Linked DNA regions of Homo sapiens: region 2 is linked to region 1. A link is an interaction called in ENCODE POLR2A ChIA-PET data of the cell type or tissue named here. Cell type or tissue: B cell. All regions are shown on one strand.

The links. Peaks named below come from ENCODE experiments on the same cell type or tissue, not always from the same donor. Only the 100,000 strongest peaks of a DNase experiment are listed, where the experiment ranks them.
Region 2: POLR2A ChIA-PET joins it to region 1 with 19 read pairs; 3 of 35 experiments call an interaction of 5 or more read pairs at or near these places.

What each region holds. Positions count from the first base shown.
Region 1 is chr16:10,751,926-10,754,425 of GRCh38, reverse strand. NUBP1 (NUBP iron-sulfur cluster assembly factor 1, cytosolic) reads right to left here. Exons shown (of 11, transcript NM_002484.4): 4 at 1,748-1,816. Among named protein-coding and RNA genes, the nearest start is that of NUBP1, 9.3 kb to the right of the region's middle. In B cell, no CTCF peak of the experiment used is centred here; a DNase peak (open chromatin) is centred at 1,155; H3K4me3 peaks cover 550 bases; H3K27ac peaks cover 1,572 bases.
Region 2 is chr16:10,890,321-10,892,820 of GRCh38, reverse strand. The region is part of intron 1 of CIITA (class II major histocompatibility complex transactivator); the gene reads right to left. Among named protein-coding and RNA genes, the nearest start is that of CIITA, 14 kb to the right of the region's middle. In B cell, no CTCF peak of the experiment used is centred here; DNase peaks (open chromatin) are centred at 960, 1,498 and 1,700; H3K4me3 peaks cover 2,181 bases; H3K27ac peaks cover 2,500 bases.

The DNA.
Region 1 (2,500 bases):
ACTAAAAATACAAAAAATAGCTGGACGTGGTGGCGTGTGTCTGTAATGCCAGCTATTCAGGAGGCTGAGGCAGGAGAACTGCTTGAGCCCGGGAGGCGGAGGTTGTGGTGAGCCGAGATCGCGACACTGCACTCCAGCCTGGGCAACAAGAGTGAAACTCTGTCTCAATAAAATAAATAAAATAAAATAAAATAAAATAAAATAAAATAAACCCCACAAAACCATTCATTCCTATTTACACTCGTTTGCTAAGTCCATTTGTCTTAAAAGAGGGGTAAACAGGATGATCCAATAGTGCAGGAGAAGAAAATAGGGAAACTTCTATTTTCTTTTATTTTAAAATTTTCTGTTTCATGAAATAATTACGTGTGATGACAGTAGCTTATACCTTCACTGTGGCGTGTGCTACCAAATCCATTGGGGTATGTGACCAAGCCTCACAGGGTGACATCGCTCTCCTTCCCTACTCCCTCGGAAGCAAACCCCAAGGCCTTAGAAGTGCCTGCAAGGCCGGCCCCATCTGCTTCGGGCCACCCTCCAGCCCCTCTGGTCACTCCACTGAGGACACAAGGACACCTTGTGTCAGCGGCCCATGCAGTTGCTCCCTTAGCCCAGAATGCCCTTCCCCCAGCTCTCCCCTCCTGTCATCCTCTGCTCAAATGCTATCCCTCAGTGAGGGCACCTTTGACCACCCCTCAGCCCCTCTGACTCTGCCCTACTGTCCATCCCCTCACTCTGGGTTGGTTTCACATTATCTAGCATCTGCCTTCTCCCACCCAGACAGGGGTCTTCATGGACCTTGTTCACCACTGCATCCCCAAAACAGGATTAATGCATTCCTGGCACTAATTAAAGAAAGAACCAATCTTGAGACTCTCGGGACATCCCAGCACCCCCAGCCCCAGCTTCCATGCACTGCCCTTGGGGGAATCCTCTCTTGGAGAGCTTCTTGCTAGCAAGAAGAGGCCAGCAACTACATAGACTGCTACAGCCCTGCCCCCAGCCCACATCGCTCACCCGCCCTGCAGTCTCAGTTCCCCAGGGGAGACCACAAGGGCAGAAATATTCCCTTGCTTCCAGGGTACAGACCCATAGCAAGCCCTGGTCTAATGTTCCCAGTCAGAGCTAAATTTCCGTGTCTTACTTCTGCATTTCACTGGCTGTTTCCCTTCCCCTCTGAGGAGGCATCGAAACCAATGCTTCTCCAATGGTGTAGACAGACTTCATATACAATCCCGCCCCTCCCCCGCCAAGACTCACAGTTGTTGTTAAAAGTAGACAGATGGACTACTGAGCATGTATGAGCTCCTCATGTCCACATAAACATTTACAGGCCAGGTGCGGTGGCTCACGCCTGTAATCCTAGCACTTTGGGAGGCTGAGGCAGGTGATCACTAGAGGTCAGGAGGTGGAGCCCAGCTTGGCCAACGTAGTGAAACCTGGTCTCTACCAAAAATACAAAAATTAGTTGGGCATGATGGCACACCACTGTAGTCCCAGCTACTCAGGAGGCTGAGCACAAGAATCGCTTGAACCCAGGAGGTGGAGGTTGCAGTGAGCTGAGGTTGCACCACTGCACTCCAGCCCGGGCGACAAGAGTGAGACCTTGTCTCAAAAACAACAAAACAAAACAACAACAAAAAAACATTTATGGGCTCCGCATGCCTCTTTGTTGAGGTTTGACAGTTCAGTGCTACAGAGTTTGCCTTAAGAGAATAATTTCCTGAGTTCTGTAACCGGCTATTACCTGCTCTCCTTCCAATCCCATTATCTTGGGAATCGATGGCCCACATATATCGATGTCTAGAAGAGCAATCTGGGGACAAGAAGAGACCAAAGCGGTTATATAACTGAATGCACACACTCCAGACACACACAACTAGGAGGGGAGCGGGGTTAGAGGAAAAGGACAGGGGAGAAGACAGAAACTGGGTTAAACTTGGAGCCATCAGATTCTCCTGAGGGAGAGTCCTAACGCTGATCTCAAGGTTCATAAACACTGATGCCCCCATTCCCCTACCCCTCAGCCTGGCTGAGCTCCTCAAGGGTGATCTTACAGACCTGGCTGTCAGGTCACTTGGAGGCTCGGGCTCAGACCTTGTTTACTGAGCCCTGGTTGGAGGAGACGGGGAAAGGGACCTAGCGCCTGTTTGGCTTGTGTGACAGAATGGATGGAACAGCCAAGAGACGGCAGTGTTGGAGCCACCCTAAACAGCTCTCTTTTGCTCACCCCTCACCAAGCCTTGGTCTCTGCATCTTAAATTTTTCTCAAACTCATCCTATCTTGTTCAGGAGTCTCAGATACAAGCCAAATCTAGACTATTTAAGCAGAATATGAATGTATTAAAAAATATTGGGGGCTGGGTGCAGTGGCTCACGCCTGTAATCCCAACACTTTGGGAGGCTGAGGCGGCCATGTGCCTAGAAGGTAAGTATCATTATCTCTGGTTTACAGAGGAGGAAACTGAGGTTCAGAGGGGACCAGTTCAATAAGCAGGGA
Region 2 (2,500 bases), 140 kb before region 1:
GCTGGGATTACAGGTGCTCACCACCATGACCAGCTAATTTTTGTATTTTTAGTAGAAATGGGGTTTTGCCATGTTGGCCACGCTGGTCTTGAACTCCTGACCTCAGGTGATCCTCCAATCTCAGCTTCCCAAAGTGCTGGGATTACAGGCATGAGCCACTGCACCCAGCCCCTTAACTTAATTCTATCTGCAAAGACCCTTTTCCCAAATAAAGTCACACTGACAGGTTCCAGGGATTTGACATGGACATATCTTTTGGGGGGCCACCTTTCAACCCACCACACATGACATGCAGATGAAGGCTGGAAAGAAACAGAGGGAGCTTCCTGGAGGAGGTAAGAGGAGAGCTGGCCCTGAAGCTGGAAGACCAGAGGGAGGCTCCTACTGCCCTGTTCTGGGCCCAGAAGAGAATACATTGAAGAGTAAGCTCATGAGAAAACACACACTCAACTTGCCACCCCATTCCTGAGACTCATTTTCTTTTTCTTTTTTTTTTTGAGACAGAGTCTCACTCTGTCGCCCAGGCTGGAGTGCAGTGGTGCAATCTTGGCTCACTGCAACCTCTGCCTCCCGGATTCAAGCAATTCTCCTGCTTCAACCTCCCAAGTAGCTGGCATTACAGGCACCCGCCACCATGCCTGGCTAATTTTTTTATTTTTAGTAAAGATGGGGTTTCACCATGTTGGTCAGGCTGGTTTCGAACTCCCGACCTCAGGTGATCCACCCGCCTTGGCCTCCCAAAGTGCTGGGATTACAGGTGTGAGCCACCACACCCGGCCCAGAGACCCATTTTCTTTCACGCATCCACAGCTTTCACTGCCTGGGGAGAGGCTCAGCACAGACCCCCGGATGTCACAGAGAATGATCTTTCCAGTCCAAGCTGGGGCACTGGCTGGGCCCACTTGTTCATGACGGTTGAGCGGGGGCTGCAGGAACCCAAACATAACCGGCTTGCAGCGAGATCCCAGCCAACCATGACTAGAGGAAGCAGAACTGAAAGATGGGGCCACCGCCCTTTTCCTGGAGCAGGGCCAAAGCTGGGAGATGGTTGGGGGTGAGATGCTCCACCTCTCCCAGCCCCTTGGTCAGGGACACAGGCACAAAATCTGTTCTCTCAGAGCAGTGAGAAAAGACACCTTTGCCCCAGCTCCTGCCTGATGCCCGCCTCCCATTCCACCCATGCTCTTTATTAAGAACCTACATTGCAGCAATCTGCCTCCTCTTTGAGGCAGTGTGATCTCGTGACAAGAGCTCCAGACTGATCCTAGCAACTCCGTGAATGAGTTGTGTGACTTTGGACTTTGGGCCATATCTATAAAATGATTCCATATCTATAACATTTCTATAAGATAATTCCATATCTATAAAATAATAAGTTACCCAAACTCAGTTTTCTCACAGGGCATTGGGTCTGCCAGGGACCTTCAAGCTTGACCTCTTTCCTTCACTCTGCAGATGACAAGACTGAGACCCCGGGAAGGACGTGACTTGCACAAGACCTCATAGCCTGTCGGTGGCTGCCCCTGCCCCTTCTCCCCCACTCCCCCTGCCAAGACTCCCAGGCTGGTGCTCTTTCCCCCCAGTCAAAATGTTCCCAATGAAATGATCACCCTTGTCCTGTCTGGGCTCAAGCATAGAGACACAGGTGGTATCACAGATGGGGGATGGTGGGAGGGACCGCAGGGAGGAGCCTGGAGACATTTAGCCCACCCCCACTTATTGATGAGCTCTGCTTCAAACTCTGGATGACACTGCTGTGTGGTTAAGCACACAGTCAGAGAAATAAATTGAGAAGGGAAAGAAGGCAAGTATCGTGAGCTTTGGCGTAAAATTTACCAACTTTGAGACTACCCCTACCTACCAACACACTGTAACCTGGGCAAGTTCATTTTTTAAACCACTTGGAGCCTCAGTTTCCATATCTATAAAATGCGAATAATAATTGGCAACTCACAAGGATTAGGGGAGTTAAGTCACGCGGAGCCCTTAGCAATGGGACTGGCAATCAGTAAGTGCTGAATGAACAGAAGTTTAAGGCAGCACAGCTTCTACATGGTGAGTATAATATGTGTGATGGCCATCATTATTAGTTTGCTTCTTACGTTTGTGAGAGTGACAAAGGGACCCTTTCCCTTCCATTTCTTCCGAGGTCAAACTTTGTGAAGCCGAGCTTTCTGTTCTTTTGCATAAGGGGACCCTGCAGACTTCATAGGAACAAGAAGGGCCCCATAGGCCGGGCATGGTGGCTCACATCTGTAGAAATTCCAGCACTTTGGGAGTCCAAGGCAGGAGTATCACCTCAGTCCAGGAGTTTGAGACCAGCCTGGGCAACATGGTGAAGCCCTATCTCTACAAATAACACAAAACTTAGCTGGGCGTGGTGATGTGCATCTGTAGAACCAGCTACTCAGGAGGCTGAGGTGGGAGGATAGCTTGAGCCTGGGGAGGTGTCAAGGCTGCAGTGAACTGAGATTGCACCACTGCACTCCAGCCTGGGTGA